2 separate regions of the Homo sapiens genome follow, and region 1 is linked to region 2. Evidence: chromatin loops called from intact Hi-C (ENCODE). Cell type or tissue: PC-3. All regions are shown on one strand. Each heading gives the region's core, and the rest is flanking DNA. Links, peaks and the distances in the headings are about the cores only. Region 1 has its middle 160 kb from the start of LINC01773. Region 2 has its middle 240 kb from the start of LINC01773.

Evidence for each region. Hi-C counts contacts between places; a loop is a spot of excess contacts. Peaks named below come from ENCODE experiments on the same cell type or tissue, not always from the same donor. Only the 100,000 strongest peaks of a DNase experiment are listed, where the experiment ranks them.
Region 1: it touches region 2 in a loop (7-fold over the local background); 1 of 110 quality-filtered maps calls a loop at or near these places.

What each region holds. Positions count from the first base shown.
Region 1 is chr1:88,065,570-88,070,960 of GRCh38, reverse strand. No RefSeq gene overlaps it. Among named protein-coding and RNA genes, the nearest start is that of LINC01773, 160 kb to the right of the region's middle. RefSeq lists an enhancer at 1-925. In PC-3, for the core only: no CTCF peak of the experiment used is centred there; a DNase peak (open chromatin) is centred at 2,240; H3K27ac peaks cover 1,300 bases.
Region 2 is chr1:88,143,378-88,148,768 of GRCh38, reverse strand. No RefSeq gene overlaps it. Among named protein-coding and RNA genes, the nearest start is that of LINC01773, 240 kb to the right of the region's middle. In PC-3, for the core only: no CTCF peak of the experiment used is centred there; a DNase peak (open chromatin) is centred at 2,798; H3K27ac peaks cover 1,524 bases.

The DNA.
Region 1 (5,391 bases), core at 169-5,168, 78 kb after region 2:
CAGAAAACAAATGGAACTATACAAAAATAAAATCACCACCACAACAGAAAAACCCACTACCACCGTCACAAAAAATGTTGACTTATTTTCTTAGCCTGACATTTCTGACCAGATCTCAAACTAACTGTTCATTTTGACAAAGATTTTGTTTAGAGTCCAGAGTGTTAGATTTTTATTACCTGAAAGCAGCAGAAATTTGGAGAAGTCAATTTAGATTCCTTTCTTGTGTGCAAGCAGCTCCTTAGGTTTCACCGTACATCTCAATAAACACAATCCTACGACATCAGTAGCATGCTGTAGAGCAATGGCTCTAAATATGTTTTATGCTGCTCAGCCATGGAATTCATATTGTTACAGCTAATGCCTGTTGGTAAATGCTTGTATCGTTACATGTTGTATTTACAAAACTATATATTGTCAGCTTAGAGTTTCGTCTCTCCAATCTGTTTTTCTTCTTTGAAGGAAAATAGCAGAAAATGTACTAATACTCACTGTAGACAAAACACACACATACATACACATGGAAACACACACATACACACGCACACACAAACCAAGATTTTAAAATGGTAATCATTTTGAATTTTGAAATTAGAGAAAATGAGGGAGAAACACTCCTTGGAAAGTTATTATTTTAGATCTTTCATCTGTCTCCAAATTGGTACTAATCTTCCATGTAGATTTAAGAAAATTGTTGGTATGTGAGCAAACATTTTATTTAAAAGTTTTCTGTTTTGTTCTTGCGGCTGCTGCTGTTGCTGTTGCTGAAGGGGAATCTCCTTATGCGGCCAGCTGGCTTTCCCAGCAGCTCCCATCCTGGCTGACGTGTGCAGGGCACAAGGAATGAAGCTCTGCCCTGGGCTCAGCATAGACACACCGCCACTGCCCAGAAGACATCCTGGCTTTATTTCCTTGCCTTGTGCAGCATAAGCAGAGGCAGCAGTGGTCACAGCTTCTGGCTGTGACAGGCTGCTCTGAGAACTTTGTCTTTCTCCTCTCACAAGGCCAGGTGTGCCTTCCAGTCCAGAGACTGAAGGTACTTCTCGTCACCCGCTCATATTCTCTGCCCACACTGGGCTTCTGCTGTGGCTTAGGGCTAATGGGTGACAGGCTTCTCCTCCTGGCATTGCTCCATTATGCAGCTTCCCCAGCACTGAGCAGTGCTACGAATGTGTGATAACCTGCCTCGAGATTGACCTAAGAACCCTAGCTTTACCTGTAGGACTTTGTCTAAGGGCAGGAGAAAGGAATCTGTATTTGCTAAATATCTATCGTGAGCCAAAATCCGAGCTGGACCCTTGACATGCATTGGCTTGTTTAATATTCCTATCACTGTCAAGAAAGTATCATGCCCTCTGTGATGCAAGTGAGGAACCCTACATTCGGAGATTAGAGAGTTTGCTGCCATCATACAGAGGACAGTGTAGGAACTGGCCAACAGGGTGAGGGAGATTGAACTTCAAAATTCCTACTTTTGCTACTAAAAACCATGCCACCAAATTAACCATGCTGCCAGCTTCTTCCATATTCACATGGATGACTGTTCCTTTGAGATTCTTATAGCCTACTCTCTAGCCCATTCACCACACCATCCAAGCACTCTTCTCGCTTCCTATCCAAATCCTGCCATTTTTTCAAAGCCAAGTTCATTCCCACTTCTCCATGAACCCTTCTCCAGTAAACCAATTCAGATATTGTGTCTAAACTTTTATTTTGAAATAATTGTAGATTCATCTACAATTATAAGAAATAATGCAGAGAGAGCTTGTATATCCTTCACTGTATTAGTCTGTTCTCCCACTGCTAATAAAGACATACCCAAGACTGGGTAATTTATAAAGGAAAGAGGTTCAATTGACTCGCAGTTCAGCATGGCTGGGGAGGCCTCAGGAAACTTATAATCGTGGCGGAAGGGGAAGCTTCAAACACATCATTCTTCATATGGTGGCAGCAAGGAGAAGTGCTGAGCAAAAAGGGGAAAAGCCCCTTATAAAACCATCAGATCTCGTGAGAATTCATTCACTATCAGGAGAATAACATGAGGTTAGCTGCCTCCATGATTCAGTTACCTCCCACCGGGTCCCTCCCACGGCATGTGGGGATTATGTGAACTACAATTCAAGATGAGATTTGGTTGGGGACACAGCCAAACCATATTATTCACCCAGTGTCATTCAGTTTTAATATTTTATATAACTATGGCACAAAATCACAAAGAAAATATTGACGTTGACACACTCTATCAACATTACTCAGATTTCACCAGTTTTACATGCATTTGTGTATGCGTTTATTTAGTTCTATGGAATTTTATCACATGTATAAATCTGTGTGACTACCACCACAATCAAGATACAGAATAATTCCATCACAAGGATCTCTTGTAATACCCTCATATAGCCATAGTCATCTCCCTACTTCTCTTGTAATACCCTCATATAGCCACAGTCACCTTCCCTGCCTAATCCTGGCAATCAGTAATCCATTCACAATTTCTATAATTGTGTTATTTCAATAGTGTTATATGAACTGAATCATACAGTATGTAATCTTTTGAGAGCAAACCTATTCAGTTTGGGAACTTCTAATCTTGACTTAAATACATTTTGTGTGAAATCACTCATTCATTCATCCATTCAAATATATTTATAGGACAACTACAGTGTGATTGGTACTATCTGAGATACTAGGAATACAGTAATAAACCAAAGTGACAAACATCTCCTTGTAATATATTTTGTTCTTTTTTCATAGTGACATATATTGCTTTTGAGAAATTTCTTGTTTGCATTCTTATCCCAGCAATAGATTGTAAACTCCCTGAGAGCAGACAACTCATCAAACAAGTCTGTTGTTTCACATATAAGGCCTAGAGAGGCAAACCTTTACCAAGAATATAGAACTTGGACTTACCCTGTGGAGAGACACCTATAGAGGTCATCTGGTCCATTCTCCTACTAAAAGATCATTAAAAGAAGAGAAACTATTACTCTCTAACACACGTGAAGGGCTTTGCATTGAACAATAACATGTAAAGTAATCTAAATATATCAGCTCCTTTCACCACCCCATCAGCCTTCAGCACCTCTCACTCACAGACATCACACTATCAATCTTGATGCCTCCCACTCAGGGTAAGCTCAGTAGCTCCACTTTGATTTGTTACTGGCCTGTGCCACAGATGCCCGCATCCTCTGGATAAAGAACTGCACATCAGAAAAGAATAAGGCCTGCTATCGTGTATGTGGTACAATTGTCTCACGTATATATGCTCCTCTGCTACATCTGACACCAAGCTTCCCTTGTAGACCATTGTTCAGTCCTTCTCTTCTTGTACACAGGGCAAAAAAGCAAGTTCTTCCCTTCTTCTTAGCATAAAGATTCTGCTAGGGCCTGTTAATATTCTCTCAATCTGGTGCAAAGGAGGGAAAAATGAACTCAGTGAGTTTGGTAAAGGTTGATTGCCCTCTTGAAATAGGTCATCAGCAAATTTAGACCTATGGAAACATACAAATTTCCAATATGGAATGTGGCTGTTATCAGATTATCATAGATTTCTATTGAGTAATAAACCAAGCAGAGTGAATTCTTTTGTAGGATTCTTAGTCAAAAATTTTATGACAACAGAGTTGAATTTCGCAGACGCAATTATTTAAATTGAGTTATTTTCCTCCTGCATAATTACGGCTCTATTTTCTCTTTATTATACAATTGTTGACAAAGAATGGAAAGTTAAAACCTCAGTGGTGAATGTTGTATTCAGTTTTCTGCATAAGTGAACTTCTAGAAACTCCAGGATACACAGTAAATTTGTTTTAAAAAATAACCACTGTCCTGAGGGGACGTTTGGGGCAGTTTTTACTTCAGCACCTCCAGAATATCAGACTTGGTACAGTAATCATTTATTAACTCTAGAAGGATAGAATGAACCCTTGTATCAGATGATACATTAGAAAGATGAGAACTGAAGTATTCCGTAGATTTGAAAAGGTTCCTTTATTCAATATGTGATGTTCAGAGGATTGAGTTGTTGGCACCAGATGAAGCAGACAAGCTTATTGGCAAAATGAAACATGTAGACTTTTATGCCTGGCTATTGATGAACTGGCTGGCCTTGCTTGCTACCCAATGTGAGTTTTTCTTAGATTTTGTGCTTTAGAAATCATAATTTCATTGGAGGATAAAGTGGTCTAGATTTGGCAGTGAAACATTTTTATGACCTCTAGTGCACAAAGGAAATTTTAGTATAACAAAATGGGTTCAGTCCATGATTCATTTGGACATAATTTCTGAAGACACTCAATCCTGAGCTGGCCACTATCTTCCATCCATAACACGTATCACTCTTTGTCCATCATTCAGGAAAAAGGGTAGAGAATCCATCAGGAAATAGACTTCTGTATGGTAGAAATCTACTTGGATTTCACAGGCTGTTTGAAACTGCTCTCTTTGGTTGGAACTGGAAAGAAAGAAACCATCTCTGTCAAGATGGAATGGGGGAGATATGCCCTTTTGTTGATCAACACAATTGAGTGTAACAGGTGGAAAATCTTGCTTTTTGCAAGTTACATAGAGTATAATGAAAATTGGTGCACATTAATAAATTATTTGGATCCCATAGGTTCTGAAATGGTTTCAGGAAACAAAGTTTCCAGAACAATAAGCAAAACTAAAAAGTGGTCTGAGATATTTTTAGCAAATTCTTTCACTTACTATTTAGAAGAAAGTAATTATAGCATTCCAGAAAATTATTAAAAACCTTGTAGGAAAAGTAAAACATTTTTATTCTTCAAGTTATCATAATTTTTTCTTGGAAATAATTTAATATTTTTGCCAGGCCCTGGAGGGAAAATATCTAAAGAACAATGGCATGCTGACAAAAGTTAAATCTAAAATTTACTGAGGTTATTTCCAATTTTGACAGAAACCAAGTATCTTTTAAGAATGGGACAAAAGCCAGTCTTAACTGATGTTAATGTAGACGAGATGAATAAAGTTTTCAGAGCAGATACCCTCATGTAGAGTATGCAGAGAGATTATCATTATTGTTTTTCTTACCGTCTTCAATCCAATCAATAGATTGAGACTATGTGCCACGAGGGGGAAACAACATTAGGGGAGTAGCATTGCATGCCCTAAAGTGGAATAGTGGGGGATTTGTTGCTGGAGGTACAATTTGAACTGCCAAGTTGCTTGTTTTCACTCTAGACAATTGTAGATAAGTAAGAATTTGCTATCAGATTTTTGGTAGGTGCATTCTTCATGATAAACCAACTATATTTCCAGATTATCTGTCAGGTAATTGGTTATGACTAACCTGACTGATTGACTTTTTATCCTTTTAACAGTTATCATGCATTTTTGTGTTCATTATGCTAAGTTCTTCATACA
Region 2 (5,391 bases), core at 96-5,095:
TATCTGTGTCACAAGCCTCCTCCCTCTGAGGTGGCCCAATGGACATAGCAACTACTATCTGGTCCAACAATTCTTGGAGAGACCAATGCTCCTCAAATTTCTTTTCCTACTGACAAAAGCGCTAAGCTCAGGCAATACCACCTCTGAGAGGGAGGCTGCAAAACATTTGAAAGGTTTTTTTGTGTGTTTTGGTTGCTCGACCCACCCTCCCTCCCTCTCTTCCTTCCTCCTCCCTCCCCTCCCCTCCCTCCCTCTCCCTCTCTTCCTTCCTTCCTTCCTTCCTTCCTTCCTTCCTTCCTTCCTTCCTTCCTTCCTTCCTTCTTCTTTCTTCCTTTTGCTTTTTTTCCTTTAAAATTTTGTCAGATACAGGGGTTGAGCCAAATAATATAGCACTTAACAAATTTTATTTTGGAATAATTCCTCTTTTAACCACTCACACTTTGCTGCTTGTTTGTAGACTTGCCTGACAACTGGTCAGATGTATTGACTCAGTTGACCACACCAATTTTGATGCTTTTTGTCTGTGTGGTCACTGTTAACATGATGAATACTGATTTAATGGGGTAGATCAAAGGAGTTGAGGGTAACTGAGGCTGTTTAATCTATCGCGATGCTTTGTTCTATTGTGGCTGAATTTCATTTCTTACTGGCAATTAAGATGTGGCTGTTTTCTTATATTAAAGTTGTATCATTTAATATTAGTCGTTTTATAGGCCGATGGGATTGAAAAACCCTGAACCTATATCATGTGTAACTTTCATTTTTATTTCCTATATTGTCCAAACTCACAGCAGCAGACAATAAAAATTCTGCACCCAGCATATTTAGAGGTCTTTGGCTATTTGCTCAGGTAAAAATTAAACATCAAAAGTTTTAAAACTTTAAATAGGGGAGGGGCCATTAGGATGATAGATGTTTTTAAAATAAAATATTTGAAGGGTTCATTGATAATCTCAAAAATATAAGCCCTACTTTTGTTTCCTATCCTGTTTCTTAAATCTACTCCTCAGAGTCCCTTACTACTTTCATTCTTCATTTATTTTACTAATTTTGCTGACTTCTTTACCAATAGTTGATCTGAGCATTAAGCTTCCACATCATTTCCATCAACATTTTTTTAATCTCTTGGATGTTGATTGTTTCTCTATAGTTTTTCTGAAAATGTACTTTCAAAATACTCAGTACCTTCCTGATTGTTAATTTCAGTATCTTCACTTACTCTTCTTCTCTGCATCATTTGACGGTTGGACATTCTCCCTTTTCTTAAAATACCTTACACCGTGGCTTCCACAGTACTTCTGTACTCTGGTCTGTCTCCTACCTCTCTGACTTACTCACCTCTATCATGTTCATGGTCTTATGGACTGCATCATCTTTTCCAATTGCTCAAATACAAACCATATCTTAAAGCTTAGCTTCTGCACATCTTTTTTTTGCACTTTGTATTAACTATCTTAACCACGCTGACAGTTTCAAGTGTGATTTTTAGAGTGATAGCCTTTCCTTTATATCACTTATCACAGTTTGTCATTGTTAATGTGATTAGTGAGTTCTCAGTAGATTCTTTGCTACATGAGTACAACATTTTAGGCCAGATTTTCACCAGCATCTAGCACAGTGGATGGAATGGAGAAAGCACTCAATAAATATTTGTTAAATGAATGAAGGAATGAGTGAACATCTTCTGTACTTCTAACTTGTTATTTATCCTGTGCCCTTGTCCTGGGTCTTCAGCTGCCCTCAGATGCATATACTTTAAGGCTGCTGTCACCTGAAACTCAATATGTCCAAAAGCAAACTATCATTATCCCCCAAACCAGGTCTGTGTCCAGCTTCTGAGTTTGTCACTGACCCTATCTTTTACCCAGCTAGCTATAGAGATTTCGAATCATGAAGTCACTCTTAATCTCTTTCTGTCTGGCAATGCTTCATCTCATTTAATTCTCATAATATACTAGTGCCTTAAATGCTTCATCTCATTTAATTCTTCTAACGTACCTATTAATGTACCTATGCTGTAGTTGTAGATATATACATGTACACACAAATAGAAACACACACACAACAGTATTTCCCTCTTAGATTTAAAAAAACTGAGGCATAAATTAAATTCACATGACTACTAAGTAGTACAGCCAGCACTTAATGCAGGCTTGACACATGGTAGGTCTTTAGTAAATGGGTGTTTTTTTCTTTTTGCTGATTATAAACATTTTCTCTTATGAGTCAGTCAAGATTTTCTGAATACCTAAGTATTTTATTCTATTTGTCTTAAAACTACTCTATTTTATATGGAATAAGAGTATAATTTTCTTTCCTCTAATTAAGCTAACAAAAAATATTGAGCATTCCTTATGTGGCAAGCACCGTGTTAAGCCCTGAAAACACAAAGATAAATAAGACATGATTTCACAAAGCCTAAATATCTCTGAGGGGGAAATGAAGGGAACCAACCGACTATAACACAATGAGGGAAGTGCTCATGACATGGTAGTGTTTAGGGAAGACAAAGGGGAGCAATGTTATTCCTCTCTGGGAAGGTAGTGATCAGACGTCTTCATAGAGAAGGAAGCTTTTGATTTGTACATTTAAGAATAAGATTTTATTAGATAAAGAATAGAAGGAATAACATTCCAGGAAAAGGAAGCGTCATGAGCAAAGGCTCAGGAGTATGAAGAGGGTGTATGTTTAGGAATTAGCAAGTAGCATAGGATGAGTAGAGCTTGAGCGAGGCAGGGGTGAGAAACTCCCTCTTGTTCGTCTCAGGTTTCTCCCATAAAAACAAGCAAGGTTCTTATGTATAATAGAATGTTCAGTAAATGTTCCAGGGTCCAATAACTGTTTAAACTTTTAGTTTATTTTGACTCATAAAGGAAACTTGAGCTAAATGTCAGAGAATGATAATGAGCTTTTACCCATGTTCTCAGGACCTAAAATCAACAGAAGTAAGTCCAAGGAAATCAAGCAGAAAGGGCCTTCAGAAATCAAGCTGTTTATTGTGCCTTTTCCCTTCTCTCCCATGATATTCTGGAAAGTTGATAGATTTAAGGGAGTATCATAAAAGTGGTGAAGAGAGATGCTTGGTGCTCTTCTCCAGTCATTTTGGGAAGGACAGTGAAATGAGTTAGAGAATGAAAGTGAATGCAATCAGCAGCTACATTTTCTGAATTCAGCATCAGTCCTGCTCTCAAACAGGCTTCTAGAAGGAAAAAAAAAAAAAAAACATTTAGGAGGACTTGAAGGAAAACAGGTCTGGGACCAATGGAGATGGGAAAGTCCGTTAAGCACAGGAAAAGGACTACACATGATATCAAGATGCCTTTTTTAAAAAAAAGTCTCTTCGCTAGACTGTAAGTTTCCTGAAGACAGAGACTGTGGCTAATTTGTTATCATTATATCTACAATGCCTGTTATGGAAGCTGACATAAAGTAAATATTTGATAAAGAAATGAAAGTAGGGTAGTGATGAGAAATAAAATTGATGGGGTATTGCTGACCTTAAATGTCAGGTGAAGTGTTTCCGTACTCCAGTAAGCAATGATTTTCGATGGAGGTAGTGGGAGTGGTAAAGAGTAACAAGTGAAAAGCAGCATTTTGGAGAGATTATTACACCATCTGTGTGCAGGAGGAGTAGGAAGAGGGAAAGAATATACCTGTGGAATAATGTGAACCTGGAATAGAGTGGTAGCAATGGGATCAGAAGGGAAGTGACGGATACAAAAGGTGTAATAAAGGAAGAACTGTCTGAACTTGAAGATATATTTTATATGGAAAGAGAAAGAATGTAAGATAGTCCAAGATAAATAATAGGATTTGGAGTTACTTCAACTGGAAGACAATATGGCCAATGGGATCAAATGGGGGAAGACAGTTCTGAGCTCCTGTGGAGGCTGAATTCATCCACATCTTGAGCCAAGGAGCCCGTGGCCAAATGGCAAAGCAAAGGGAATAATGAGACAATCATGTAACCTTATCAAATCAGAATTAATGAAGCAAAAAAAAATAAAATAAAAGAGATTTAGCCAACAGAACCCATATCTAGGTTTTCAAAATCAGGAAGAAACCCAAGATGATATTAGAATAAAGAAGGAAGTGGGATTCAGGAGTGTACAGATAACAAATAGCTAACATTTTTTGAGAGTTACTATGTAGCAGGCACTACGCCATTTTGTCTTTACAGATATTATGTCTTTTAACCCCAATGGTATAATTTCAGTTTTACAGATGAGCAAACAAGGCAAAGAAAGGTTAAATTACTTGCCCAAGGTCACACAGTTAGTTCAATGCCAGAACCTGTATTCATAATCACTCTTCCACATTGCTGTGTAAGTGTATCAATCAGAGCAGTTCATACCTGGAAAGTCAGGTCATCAACAGAAAGGTGAAAACTCAAGTGACTCTCAAGTGACCCTTTCTCTAGCAGAGCCTGACTCACTGGCTACCTCTGCTAGATCAATCAACCCCCTTCCAGATGCTACCCTAACAGTAAAAGAAAAGAGATAAAAAGCTTTCAAGCCAGAATGGATTTTTTAAGTCCCTATGAAATTTGAAAAATATGAAGGTTACTGATAAAAGAACACAGGACATATGGAGTATACTAACAGAGACTCTCAAATACGGAGCTATAATTTACTTCTTAAATAGCATATCAATTTCCTAAGATTTTATATTTCACAATTGAACTGCTTTCTAGTGTTCTACTATCTTCTATGCAAGCCTATATATGATTCCATCTATTTTTACTGTTTAAAATGTATATATATGTAAATTATTACTCATTGGATTCTTTTGCATCTGAGATATAAACGCTGAATCAATGTGGGAAACATCAAGTGTCTGTTTTAACCTGACTTGATTATACCTAAATATAAAATATAAATTAGCATTTTATTCTTGGTTGTATTTATTGTTGTATTATATCATGCATTAATTAAAAATATATGTGTTTTAAAAACACCTAATTTACAATTCATCTGTCTACACCACCATAAGGTCAAAATTTGTAAAGATTGAAAGATTTACACTAAATTTTTTAACAGAATGTAATATATCCTTATTGATTATGTTTGAGATTTATTATAGATTTTAGCTCAGTATTAAAGGTTTACAAAATAGAAAATAACCAGACTCCAAGATGCCTGTGTTTTGTAATGTTGCCAAACATCATTTTTCTAGTCTATTGATGTGATTGACATGTAGGTATGATTCAGGGGCGAAACTATTATTAATAGGAAGAAAAGTTATGACTATTGAATCATGACACTTTGCTGTTTTAAGTAATGTGCTGGCTCTGTGTTCTCAAAGAGAACATCGCTGAAATGGAGAACAGGTTAAACACGCTGCACCTTTTAAAAAAATCAAAACACTAATGGAATGAGCCCTTGAGATTTA